Linked DNA regions of Homo sapiens: all the other regions are linked to region 2. The links are chromatin contacts, found by Hi-C or POLR2A ChIA-PET in ENCODE. All regions are on one chromosome and are shown on one strand. The core of a region is the stretch at or near the end of the contact, and the rest is flanking DNA. Distances in the headings are between cores, read along the strand shown. Region 1 overlaps FOXO1 (forkhead box O1). Region 2 has its middle 110 kb from the start of MIR4305. Region 3 overlaps FOXO1 (forkhead box O1).

The links. Hi-C counts contacts between places; a loop is a spot of excess contacts on that map. ChIA-PET counts read pairs that join two places held with the same protein, here RNA polymerase II (POLR2A). Pooled maps may share reads with other maps.
Region 1: a map of endothelial cell of umbilical vein shows a loop between it and region 2 (3-fold over the local background). The contact joins two enhancer-like sites. A Hi-C loop is called at or near these places in 3 of 168 maps with a recorded cell type or tissue (CD8-positive, alpha-beta T cell, endothelial cell of umbilical vein and naive thymus-derived CD4-positive, alpha-beta T cell), 1 of 37 single-sample maps with no recorded cell type and 7 of 50 pooled maps.
Region 3: a loop to region 2 is called in a map of cardiac septum, with 3 times the contacts of the local background. The contact joins two enhancer-like sites. A Hi-C loop is called at or near these places in 1 of 168 maps with a recorded cell type or tissue (cardiac septum) and 4 of 50 pooled maps. POLR2A ChIA-PET finds 5 or more read pairs at or near these places in 1 of 52 experiments (WTC11).

What each region holds. Positions count from the first base shown.
Region 1 is chr13:40,587,553-40,592,336 of GRCh38, reverse strand. All of the region lies in intron 1 of FOXO1 (forkhead box O1), which reads left to right. Among named protein-coding and RNA genes, the nearest start is that of FOXO1, 77 kb to the left of the region's middle. RefSeq lists enhancers at 2,319-2,558, 2,569-2,628. Within about 2 kb of position 2,541, at least 20 of the 41 ENCODE cell types and tissues checked have a DNase peak (open chromatin) inside an H3K27ac peak, as active enhancers do; they include endothelial cell of umbilical vein, where a contact is called at or near this core.
Region 2 is chr13:39,775,147-39,779,483 of GRCh38, reverse strand. It overlaps a transcript of COG6 not described here. Among named protein-coding and RNA genes, the nearest start is that of MIR4305, 110 kb to the right of the region's middle. Within about 2 kb of position 1,808, at least 2 of the 41 ENCODE cell types and tissues checked have a DNase peak (open chromatin) inside an H3K27ac peak, as active enhancers do; they include endothelial cell of umbilical vein, where a contact is called at or near this core.
Region 3 is chr13:40,610,971-40,615,228 of GRCh38, reverse strand. The region is part of intron 1 of FOXO1 (forkhead box O1); the gene reads left to right. Among named protein-coding and RNA genes, the nearest start is that of FOXO1, 54 kb to the left of the region's middle. RefSeq lists an enhancer at 1,884-1,933. Within about 2 kb of position 1,853, at least 26 of the 41 ENCODE cell types and tissues checked have a DNase peak (open chromatin) inside an H3K27ac peak, as active enhancers do.

The sequences.
Region 1 (4,784 bases), core at 1,292-3,791, 810 kb before region 2:
CAACTTTCTCTGTCCTGAGTTTTGATGAAGTTGTTTTTTTTAAATCATGATCAGGATACAGGTCCTCAATTAGTTTGTCTGGAATTTAGTAAGCGGAGTGCTGGAGATTGGAGATCAGAGTAGCATGAAGATTGAATAAGATGGGGATTGCACATTCTGGTTTACCCAGTTTGGAAGAGTAATGCATAGGTAATATACAGGTTGTGTTGATGGGTGAGGATACAGATGTCACAGTTTGTGAGAATTCAAGTGTAGTGATTTATTTCATTTAATCTACTGGCAGAGCTCTAATTTACTTATGGAGCTGTAGAAACAAAAAATTTCTAATAGGGCTGAGTGCGGTGGCTCACGTCTGTAATCTCAGCACTTTGGGAGGTCAAGGCGGGTGGATCACTTGAGGCCCGGAACTCGAGACCAGCCTGACCAACATCATGAGACCCTGTCTCTACTAAGAATGCAAAAATTAGCCTGGCGTGGTGGCACACAGCTGTAAAAATATCTCAGCTACTCAGGAGGCTGAGGTATGAGAATTGCTTGGACCTGGGAGGTGGAGGTTGCAGTGAGCCAAGATCGAGCCACCTCACTCTAGCCTGGGCGATAGAGTGAGACTCTGTCTCAAAAAATATATATATTTTTAGTAGTTTTTGCTATAGTTTTATGAAAGTAACAAGACTAGTAAAATTATAAAACAATTGGCCTTTATGGTCTAAAGCGTTCTTATTTATAGCCACCCAGAATGTATCATCTGCTAGTCTCCACTCTGCTGTCTGTCCTTTCCATCATCCCTCTTGGGCGCCCTACCTGGCTGGCCTGCCCAGTAAGTATGGCACCAGGTTTCCTGTTCTGGGCCTCTGGCTGCTTTGTACTTCTCCATTCCTGGAGGTCTCTGGACCTTCAGCTGCTCAAAATTCAATTGCACCAACTTTGACTGAAGTGCACTGCTGATGATCCTTCTCTTTGTGAGCCTTGCCTCTTCCCTATGAGCTACTTTCTGCCTAGACCTCCTCATGGTGCCGTGTCCAGAACGTGGGAGCCACCCGGCTAGGAAACTCAACACTGCTGCCCTCCTAGCAGTAGCAGCAAGCTACAGCTTGCCCCCTTTCAAGGTGTTTGACCCTGTTGGATTTCTCATTGCTCCCCTTCTTGCTTTGTATTTTTTTTGGCAGGAAGAGTCTCTTTTATTTCTGAGCTGATTTGCAGATCAGAAACGATGGACCTCTGTTGAACTCTGAAGCAGTCCTCCCTCTCCACTTGGGACTGCTAGTCCTCTTGCCTTTGGTATAAAGGGGTCCTCCATCTGTCCCCAGGCCCCATCCTCCGAGAGGCCTTCCAGAACCTGAGCATTGTGTTTTTCTTTTTCAATACTTTAGTACCTTAGAAACCAGAAAGTGATAAATGAGGAGAGTAGGTATGAAGTAGAAGAGGATTTTGATGGCCAGCTCGTAAAGTGTAGCGTTAAGTGAAACATTGTGATGTGAACAATTTGGTATTTTTGAAAGTCCTAATGCTACTTGTACCAGGTGAAATGTTTAAATCTCTCTCAAGCCCCTAGCATTTTGATATTCTTAAAAAAGAAAAAAAAAGCCACACAGAAGGCATTAGTCCAGCGTGGTATGTTATTGAAACTGGAACGATATTGCAGCATATCTCCACATCTCCCGTTGACGGCAAAGCTGAGCCAGTGAAACAGGTGTGAGCCTTTGAGACTGCTGGGATAACCCATGCTGTGGAGATGGAAAACTAAACTTTTGAGTGAGTTTTCTGGTTTATTGGGATTCATCCTTGGTATATCAGCAGTTGTGGTTTCAAGGTTCCATATTTTAGTTCTTGTTCCACTTGATGGAACACTTGACATCTATCCTCTTCTGTAACTCCGCAAGAGGGGCATTTGGTTAATGGTCATTTTGGAAAGAAAGCTATTTTGGGGACAGTAATTGCCTGGAGTCTTTATGTAAGAAGAGACCGAAGAGTCTTAGCAAGGAGAAGGTTTCTGTTTGCGGCATTTGGCCCATAGTATAGTACACATTCCTGTTGTGTTGTTTTGTTTGCATCATTGGGCTTAGATGTTATTAGATATTACTAGTCTAATCCAATTCCTTGTTCTTGGAGAATAGGTTTCTTGTTTATCTGAATGGCTTTTCTTTGCGTCACTATGCCAGAATAGTCATTCTTGGACAGAAATGATGGTTTTAAAATCTCTCTTACATTTTAAGACCTGCTCTAGGGGTTGTAAAATAGTACTGCTGTTATTGGGAGGAGTTGGGTAGGGGCCACAGCAGCAGGGAGAGAGAGGCTCCCATCGTACAAACTTGCAGACTTTTATTAAAACGTATTTATTGATTGCAAATTATGTCAACAGAGTGAGGCTTTGGTAACTCTTCAAGTTACTAGTGTTTCCTTCTTTGCATAGTTGTTTCCCATCACCCTTTAAACATCTGCTGCTTCTGGTCTTGTCCAGTCATGCTTGAGTGATCAGCCCCAGAAGTCTGACAGCTCTTCCTGTCTTGACTCAGGACAGTCCAGGACAGCTGAGCTCCCTGCACTGAAACAATGGGACTCCTGAAAACTGCTCTGCTGTTGACATGAGAAGCACATTTCCTCTTTCTTAACTTCCAGAAAGTTACTGTGGTGGCTTTGAAATTTGTTCTGAAACAATAAGCTCAAAGGATTCTGTTAATCTATTCTGATTAATTTAGGAGGCAGCAGCATTCATTATTTGACTTATGTTAGTGGTTAATTAACCAAAGTAGAACATGTTCACTTTTTATAAATTAAATGCTGATAGAGTAACAAAGACGAAATATTTTACAACACAGATCCTTGAATTTGACTCTGAAATATTCTGTTATTTTGCAGCAGTTTCCGGTTTTAGTGACACTTACATACTGTTTCTATTATTAGCAAGTTTTGAATTTAAGTAACTTGAAATGGATATGAAAGTTGTTTCTATAAATAATACAGACTGTACTCATGTGAGAGTTTTTTTTCTTTAATTTCATTGTTGGCCTTGATTGGGGAGAAGATTTATATTTTATGCCAGTCTTTTCTTGTTTAGAATTGGCAAGAATTGGATTGAGTTGTATTAAACTGTTTATGTGAATAGATAGTTACTTTTGAGATGTCTTTGAATGTAGAATATTCTTGCAGCCATTTCTTGATGGTCTGCCTTGACTGTCTTATGGACAGTTGGCATCAGTGACACTTTCATTTATTTACTTATTTATTTTTTTTTAGACAGAGTCTCGCTCTGTCGCCCAGGCTGGAATGCAGTCGTTCGATCTCAGGCTCACTGCAACCTCTGCCTGCTGGATTCAAGTGATTCTTGTGCCTCAGCCTCCAAAGTAGCCGGGATTACAGGCATGCACCACTATGCCTGGCTAATTTTTGCATTTTTAATAGAGATGGGGTTTTACCATGTTGGCCAGGCTGGTCTTGAACTCCTGACTTCCAGCAATCTGCCCACCTCGGCCTCCCAAAGTGCTGGGATTACAGGAGTGAGTCATCACTCCTGGTCAATCAGTGACACTTTTAAATCACTTGTGTCCTTGACTCTTTTTATGTTGTCTTTATGAGGGACAGGCCCTTTATTCTACCAAGGAGACCTCCATAGTTGCTCATTCTGAATTCTTTCAGGAAGATTTGGTTGAGGGTTGTTCATTAGGCTGGGGCCTCTGCCGGGGTGGGTTGAGATTAGATGGATAACAGGAAAATAATCATAGTGCTTCCCAGCCCCTGTAAGTGAGGGGTCTTCTTAGGATAACTTTTTGGCTTGGAGTAAATGTCCCCCCCAAAATCTTAAACTCAGTTTAAGGGTGAAAACTTAAATATAATTTGTTCCTGGACTTTGGGATTCTGTGAACATTTGTTTGCTTCTGTTAGTGATGGTTATGGAGGGTTTAACCGCCCACATTTTCACTACCTTTTTAGCCCAATAAATGGAAAAAGAAAAGGTAGGCAGGGAATTTTGTTCCACTTAAAACATCAGTTGGCCTGTTCGGATTCAGGTGACTCAAGGTTTGGTAATGAAGCTAGAGAAGTCTTGTGCAGATACACTCAAACTTCCTGACTGTGCAGTTCAGGGAATTGTAAGTAGAGCCTGAGCAAGGAACACCTTGATTGTTGGAGAGGAAAGGTGGAAGATGAGCACTCCCTAATCCTCCTCTACTCAGTTTCTTTAGGGTTAAATGGGCATTTATTTAAATGTAGGATTCTGCTTGCCTGAACTCCCAAGGTTCTGTTAATTGAATTGAATCCTTTCTATCCTGGGCTTCCTCCCGCACCATAGCAGATGTGAGGATATGGAGCATAATGCAGTAGTGCTCTGTACTCTGTGTTATGCAATTTGAAAAGTGCCGTTCTAGCCCGAAAATGTTAGTGCATTGACTCTCTTTCACATGAAAGGCCTTAAAGTTTACCCCTGGAAGTCAACCTAGGGTGGCACAGAGGCAGAGACCCATTACCACCATCAACCCTCTGGCCCTTTTAAAAGGTGGGGAGAGGCTACTGTGAACACTGAAGACAGCACTTTAGTTGGATGGACTTCATAATTAATGTCTCATTAAGTGAAGACTTCCGTTTCATTTGGCTTTCCAGACCATTCGGTAGAAATGCAGAGGAATGGAGGGAGAACAGTGCATCTCAGTTGGCAGGCAGGAAGAGCAGATGTGGAAGAAGCAACAAAGATTTTCTCCAAGCACTTGAGCCGTGCTTTAGGTATAGATGGACTGTCTTTGGGGCCATCCTAGTAATCAACATGGTTAATGGCAGCTTCTCTCTCTGTCCTT
Region 2 (4,337 bases), core at 559-3,058:
CACAGAAGAATGCATGCTGCCTGTCCTGGATCTGCAGCCTAGGCAAAACAGTATCCAGGTTCTGCAAAGCCCAATAGGATGATGTGGAGATAACACCGTTGCTTATAGGAATGATCGATTTAAGAGACACACGTGACTGATGCCAGCATCTTTTGTTCTTGTCTCTGGATTAGCTCTATCACAGGTCAAACAGACTTAGAATAGAATTAGTAATCAGCATCATTGCTAATCTTACTGAAAGCACTTACCATACACCCTGCACTGTTTTAAGCTCTTTACATTGATTTATTTTATCCTTACAACTCTATAAAGCAGATACTAATGTCATTTCTATTTTACTGGTGAAAAAATTGGAGCATAAAGCTTTTAAATAGATTGCTCAAGGTCACGCAGTGTGACAGTTTACAGTAGCATGCAAATTTTTTGACACTCCTCTCTTCAAAAAGTGGAGTATAATTTTCCTTCTCCCTTGATTTGAACCAGACTTAGAGACTCAATTCTAATAAAAAGCATATGGTGGAAGTGAGGGCATATGCTTCTTAGGCTAGGATGTAAGACACTACTCCTTCTACCTGGCATTCTCATGGATTTCTCACTTTCAAGGAAGCCAGGCATCATGTGGTGAAGACTCTCAGGCAGCCTGTGTGGAGGCCCACAAGGGGAGGACCAAAACCAGACCAACGTGTCAGCCATGTGGATAAGCCACCCTGGCAGTGGCTCCCCTCCTGCCCCAGTCAAGCCTTCAGATGACAACAACCATGATAGCCCCTGAGGCAAAACTGCCCAACTATGCCACTTCTGAATCTCTGACTTAGAGAAACTGTGAAATAATATTGTTTTAAATAACTAAGTTTGAATAATTTGTTCTGTTTTCACAGATAACTAATACAGCTTCTAAGTGGCAAAGTCAAGATACCAATCCAGGGGGGTCTGAAGGCAGAATCTACACGTTACTGCTATATCCTCTCCTGATACTAAGGAGATTATCAATAAGCTCACATTCTGGCAATACATGTTCAGTAAATGTTTTATCTAAGCTGCAGCAAATTCTGATGTGTTTTTAGACACTTAGAAATCAATAATGCACATGAGCTACATAGTCCCTTCTTTCATTGGTTGTTATGAATTAATGCTGGTCAAGGCCTTTTGCCCTATGCTGCCTTTTCTAGGCTCTAGGCAGACACTACCTTTCCATTACACATTACTTCAGAGAAGCCTGTTACAATTATAATTAGTCAGATTATAGCATCCTTTAGGGTCCTTCCTGTCCTGAGAATACACCATAGTCACTTTACCCAAATTGGATATGTATTAAATCTATCAACCTCAAGTATTAACTATTTTTTATAAACTATTCCTTTTAGGCTGGGAGGAAAATATAAGTAACTCATCTCTTAGACAGGATAACTTCTGCACATAGTTATTTCCTATAATGTGTTGATTAGGACTGCTTAACTCTCAGAAGATTGACTCTTTGCTGCCACCTTGCTGATACCATGAATGTTAATGCCCATGGCACTGGGCTTTGCACAGAGTGGATATTCAGTAAATGGGTAGTTCTTGTTTCTCTCCCACATATGCAGTTAGGAGCACATTAGTCTTCCCAGAAACTGTTAGACTGCTGTCAGTAAGTAACCATTATTTGACATAACCCCACTGGCCGCAGCAAACATACATTCCCTACTACCCTTTTTTCAGTATCAAGGAAATGGAAATAACTACTCAGAGAGTTAGAAGGCACATGATGAGTAATTTCCTAGTCATTTAGAGTCAGACCAGATGGCCTTAAAGATACTCCAACCAAGAAGAGCTAACCTGACTCTGCGATTGCAACACTGGTGATCCCTCACCAGGAAAGATGCCAGTCTCTCTGCTGCCCCTCCTGTGTGTTCTTCACATGGCAGCCTTATTTCTGTTCTTAAAATCCAAAGCAAAGTTCAAGTTTTCCACCAAGTAATACAAACCTGGCCGGTTTCTTCTCCTGGCCTACCTCATCTTCCAACAACTCTCACATTTTTCAACCTAATAACATTAAACTTTATGTAGTTTCCCAAGTAGCTATCCTCTCCAGCTCCACACCCCCTTCTAACCTAGTTAACTCTTATTCTTACAGGAATCAGGTTATGGGTCAACTCACCTGGGGTATCTCTCTCCCATGCCACCTGACCTCTGCCCTCGTTCCTTGCTCTTCACTGCTGGAGTGGACACCCCCCTCTGTGCTCCAGGATGACTCTGAAAATAGCCCCACACACTGAATATGCTGTGTTGACACTATCTATTTGAATGCTTATCTCCCCTACTACATTATAAGGCCCTGCCAACAGTGGCAGGGTCATATTTAACCTTGCCTTCTCAGTGTCTGGCAAAAAGAAGGTGCTTAATAAATTAGATAATGTATGCAAAGTAGTTAGCCTAACACTTGATGTAGCAAGTGTTGTTGTTAATTTGGTGATGGAACCAATTGTTACTTCTCACCTATCTACAAGCCAAAAAGCTGTTTTGGTTTCTTCCTGGTAACAACTAAAGAGAGAAAAGCTGAATGAACAAAAAAGAAAGCAATAGAAAAGACACGTAGAAATCAATTAAGAATCTAAAGACACTAAAAATAAGCAATTAAATAAACAAAATCAAATGAGACTAATGAGAAAACTAAACAAAAGCAAGGGGAATTTGACAAACTTTCCTAGCAGCTAGATAGTCCCCACTACAAAAGCAGCTTCGACAGAAGTGGTAAATTCCCTATAACCTGAGTCACTAAAGACCAGACCAGACAAACCGCTTGAAAGAATACAGCAGTAGACATCAGGGTACTGGCTGAATTAGTGGGCTTTTTTCATCTTCAATTTCTCTGATTCATTCATAAAATATTTATAACAGGGCTGCAGAACATTTGTTACATCTTTTCCCATTTGTTCTCCTTCATTTTCCAAAGGAAAAGTGTACAGTATTAATATTTACTTAGTTAACGTTACCAGGCAAGGGGACTGTGCAAGATCAGAAGGGCTAATATCTAACAATAACAATGGAGAAGACAGAGACAGCTATTTTACTGGAAACTTTTTTGACAAAACCTGATTATTCTGATTAGGTCTATATTGGAAATAAAAAACTTAGGGCAGATTGCTTCTGGGTGTTTGTTGATTTATTCTTTGGATAAAATTGGTCAGAATAAACTTCCTTAAAATAACAACCACACATAGCACACAAGTTGTATCCTCTTGCTCCCCTTCTGCCTACTCCTCCTCCCTCCTCTGCCTCTTTTTTTTCACCTCAGAGTTCCTAGAAACAAAGCCAAACACTGGAAGGAAAGTGCTGATACTACTATTCTTTTGTAGTTGTTTTCTTTATCTTTTAAAATATAGTTACGTTTTTCCAGCTTTTTGCTGATCAGAAGTTTGCCTAAAACAAAACTTTCGACCGGGTGCAGTGGCTCACAGCTGTAATCCCAGCACTTTGGGAGACCAAGGCGGGTGGATCACCTGAGGTGGGGAGTTCGAGACCAGACTGACCAACATGGAGAAACCCCATCTCTATTAAAAATATGAAATTAGCCAGGCGTGGTGGCACATGCCTGTAATCCCAGCTACTTGGGAGGCTGAGGTAGGAGAATCACTTGAACCTGGGAGGCAGAGGTCGCAGTGAGCCGAGATCGCACCATTGCACTCCAGCCTAGGCAACAAGAGCAAAACTCCGTCTCAAAAAAAAAAAAAAAATTTCAGATGTATCTCTGAAAGATTATTTTAGGATATTTCCAGCTTTTACTGTAGCTGGATTCCAGATGCTTTAATTTGTTTCGGTATTGTATTAAAATGTAAAACTACATGAAAAAGAACTACATTATTAGGGCTTTGTGAGCCACTCAAGCAAGGTCACAGGATGTGAGGGGTGAATGGGAGCAGGGAGCCTTCTGTACAACCCCCCTCAGTTTTAGTGATGAGGAAACCAAAACCCAGGATGTATAGTAAGGTCAAAGGCTAGTGAAAGTCAAAGTCAGGACTGGATCCCAGATGTCCTCGTTCTTCATCTAGAACTTTTCCCATTATACCAAGTGGGTAGAGTGTGTGGAGAAAACTGAGCTGTTGTATACTTTTTCTTTTTCTCAAATCTAATCCTAGAAACATAACTATAATGAAAATAAGAAGAGCTAACATCCAGTGAATGCTGATTTTGTGCCCTCCACTGTTCTACACTTTTTACCTGTCTTAACTTATTTGAGTCACAACATCATTAGCCTCATCTGACCAATGAGGAAACTGAGACAAACTAGGTTATGTTACTTTCCCAGAGTAACTTACCTTAGGTAACAGATGACAAACGAAATGGAACCTCCAGGCCAG
Region 3 (4,258 bases), core at 604-3,103, 840 kb before region 2:
TGTTGCCACCTACCCCCAGTGTGTATTCTTGTCCATCTCCCCCACCATAGAGCAGAGGCTCCACAAGGACAAGCATCCTCTGTTTTGTTCATTATCTTGAACCCACACGGTGGTAGGTGCTCAGCGGTTGTTTGCTGCATGAATGTGCATTTTATCTACCTCTGCATTCACTGTGTGCTTTTCTGCCTTACTGGAGTGATGGGAGTGATCATTGGGAACTTCGGGTTTTTTGCATACCCACCTATGCCATGTCTTCTGGAGCTTGGCAAAGACTTCCTCTTACTGTGTACATTGATTTGCCTCCTAGCTACTTCAGCATGGTTTTCAAGATAGGAAGGGATGAGCCTTTCAGGAGAAACTTTATAACAAAGTGTGTTAAGTAACTGGCCTTATTTTATACACAGTTTAAATCCAGCGGGCCCTGGATGAGGATTTGAGAGGATCTCTGTGCTCTGTAGTTCTGTGGATTAGCACTTGGCTTTCATTGTTTTCTTTTAGCCCTGACTTTCTGGTTCACATTTGTTTAAATAGTCTAAGTGTTTCAGAGGCCGAGGGGTTGGAAGGCTGGCCACCAGATAAGGGGAGCATCACTATCCTTGTGCTTTCTTCTCTGCAGGGCCAAGAGATCTTCCACTGTGCACTGTGAGAAAGTTGCTGGCGTTGTTCTCAGTAACAAAATCTTCTACGTGAAGATTTGCTGTCCCCTCAGTTCCTTAGTTTTCCTCTTTACAAAATGAAACGTCATTGACCATGTTTTCAGGCTGCTTGCAACTCCAGTGACCTTGAGTCCTGTAGGTCCCTCTTGCTAAGTAGAATGTTCAGATGAATTAAATATGGTGCCATTGTGTTGCAGAATCACACTTTGAAAAGAGGTCCTATTCCCTGCAGTGCTCTTGACTTTCTGAAGAGGACTGAGCTCATGGTCAGCATGTTTCCTGGTGGTTAAACATATCTAGCTTTAAAATTTCCAGCTGCTAGAGGAGACGAAGACGATGAGAAGCAAGCACACAGCAAACTGTTTGGCTTTTAGATGCATCCTGGCCTGGCCGGGTGGACTTGCACAGAACTGCTGGTGCCAGGTTAGTTCCCTGGGACTTTTCCAACATTTGTCTCTGTATTGAGTTTTGTCCTTATTCCTGAAATAGAGTAGCCACTGAAATCAGGAACCAGAACTTCTGGAAAATACCTTTGGAAACCACTGTGTTGCATGGTAGAAGAAAGGCAACTGCCAGTAGTTAAAATACCGGGTTGAGTGCTAGTTTTTTCACCCTTTATTTTTTCTTTTTAAGGAGAGGTCTGATTTACTTTCTTCTGTCTGTTAAAGCTCTTCACAGGTTCTTAGAAAAACAAGCCATTTAATGGTACCAGCCGTGAGGATCCAACTTCAGTTCCATGAAAGCTGCCTGGTAGTTCTGGTCACAGGGTCCTGATGGGAGACCGTGTAACTGCTGCTAGGCAGTCAGCTGGAGGGCTCTGGTGTGGCTCACGCTTGTGTTTGTTCAAGTGACCTGAATGTGCTTCCTCTTTGGGGACCTGTTTCAAATGCACATGCTGACGCCGTAATCATCCACTAAACCAAGTGAGAGTCAGGAAATTCAAATTCGTAGTGCCTGTGACTTGGCCACACTCCCTGTACACATAAAACAAGGTCTTAAATCAGAGAAACTACCATCTAGATTAACACTCAAACTGCAGATGGGGACCGGAGCTGCTCTTGGTGTGGGAACTGCAACTTTGAAGTTCCAGACTTTGATGTGATTAACATTTCAGACTTAAAGTCCTTTCTGTGTGGTAACTTTTTTTTTTTTAAACACCAAACTGAAAATAAAAATTGATTAGATTAGGGGTGTCGGAGAAGCAGATTGTAAAGGGAGGAGCCCTCTTGCAAACCACATGTAACTATGTCACATCCTTATGTGCCTCAGGAAGAGAGAGATGACAGACTAGTGACCTTTCACCATATCTCTTTTACTTATAGCTGTTCTTACAGAGACCCTGCCCTCCAACACACACACCACCTCCAAAAAGAGGACACTTTTGACTTTGCTATCTCTTATTGACCAAGTGATAATCCTGATGGAGAGATGGGGTTTACAGGCATGAGGTGTTCTTTTTTACCCAGATTTCAAGGTTCAAATACTGGAGATCATCTTACAGCCTTCTTCAAATTGTGGCTGATTAAAGTTTAATTCTTCACCTCTGTCTTGCTGGTGAAAGGAATACGAGGGCAGGGAAAGTGGAGTTTGTGGGTCATTCCTCTTTTAAAACGTTGCCATTAAAATTGTAGATAAACCGATACACAGTAGTCCTCCTTTATAGGAGGGAGATAGTTCCAGGACCCACAGTGAGTGCCTGAAACTGGATAGTATCAGACCCTGTGTATACTACGTTTTTCCCTATACCTACATACCTATGATAGTTATACATTAGGCAGAGTAAGAGATTAACAACAATAACTAATAATAAAACAGACCAATAATAACAGTATAATGTAATAAAAGATAGATGAATGTGGTTTCTCTCTCTCTCAAAATATCTTACTGTGTTGTACTGCAGGTAACTCAAAAAGGTGGAAAGTGAAAGCTCAGGGAAGGACTACTGTACATGGAATTGACATCAAGCAAACAAGAAATGTTGTGCCTGGGATGATAAAATTTCTTGGCCACTGAAATTGTTGGGCCAGCCTTCTTTTTGAAAGAAATCTCCTTAGGCATGCTTGCGAACGCACGTGTGTGTATACGTACATATGTGTAACACACACACAAGTCTCTTCTGTTTTCTTAGGTTAAAAACCTGAGGTGTCATCCTGATAATTTCATGGAGACCCTGTAACATTTTTGCCATCATACATGGCACTTTATCTTCGTAGCTGTGTCTGTGATATACTGTCTGCCTGCTGTGCTCTGTCCATTTGAGCTTTCTAGAACCCTGTAGGAGAGGTGGGGAAGCCTGGATTTTGTTGGGGAGATCCAAGGTCTCTATGGCATGACAGCTGATAAATGGAAGATGGATAACTGTAACCCTTGAGTCATTGTGTTTTCTGCTGGCCCTTTCAGTCTACTGACCTTGTTTTCAGTAGGCCTGTAAAAAGGCAGGGCAAAACCTAGCCCTCTAGTAGAGTTTTTATTTTTATTTTTATTTGTTTGTTTATTTATTTATTGAGACAGGGTCTCACTGTGTCTCCCACGCTGGAGTGCAGTGGCGTGATCTTGGCTCAACCCCCGCCTCCTGGGCTCAAACAAACCTCCCACCTCAGCCTCCTCAGTGGCTGAGACTAAAGGCATGCACCACCACACATGGCTCATTTTTTGTATTTTCAGTAGAGACGGGGTTTTGCCATGTTGCCCAGGGTAGTTTTGAACTCCTGGGCTCAAGTGATCCACTCAACTTGGCCTCCCACTGTGCTGGGATTTACAGGCGTGAGCCACTGTGCCCAGCCTAGGTTTTAGGGTTTTTACATTTTACTGTTGACAGTACTGTAGCTGTGATGGGAGGAGGGAAATAACAGGGCTCGTGAGAGAGTGCTGAGCACCGTCCTCTCTCCCAAACACAGCTTCCGTGTGTTTTAGATGTGTTCTTTCCCTATCATGCCATCCATGTTTAGGGGCACAAGAAGAGTCAGGTGAGGAGGGAATGGGCATTTAAGTCCACGTGAACCCCTCTAGCAGGGTTCCCCTCTGCATCACTGTTTCAAGGAGATGGGATAGAATTATGGCGTAACTGTTTTAATGTACGAAATCAGCAGAAGCGATGAATATTTTTATCTTCAAATTTGTATTACACACTGAGGACCTTATATATGATTCTAAATTTATTGGTCATATCCTGAAATACACACTGTGTGTACCTAGTAACCTTGTATTGGTTACAGTGGTGCTGTCTTAAGTTTGTTTATTTGTTTGTTTGTTTTAAATAATGTCTGAACCCACCATAGGGGTAGCACTCTAGCACAGTTTTGGGTAACAAATAAGATTGCATTCTGACATGGTGTCATAAATCATATCTAAAAGCCGTGAGGTCACATAGAACTTGTTTATGTAACAGGGTAGAACAAAACTCATTGTTCTGAGAATATATTGCTCACTCATTTTATCCTCAGTCACGATGAGTTTTACAGCCTATGTGCAGTATTGATGCCACTGAATAAGCATTTATTTTTGATGAAGATACAACTTTTCTCCTCACGTTCAGTTGAGAGTTTGCAACAAGTAAGACTTTGCATTCTGGAATTTATGTAGATGTATGTGTATAGATACAT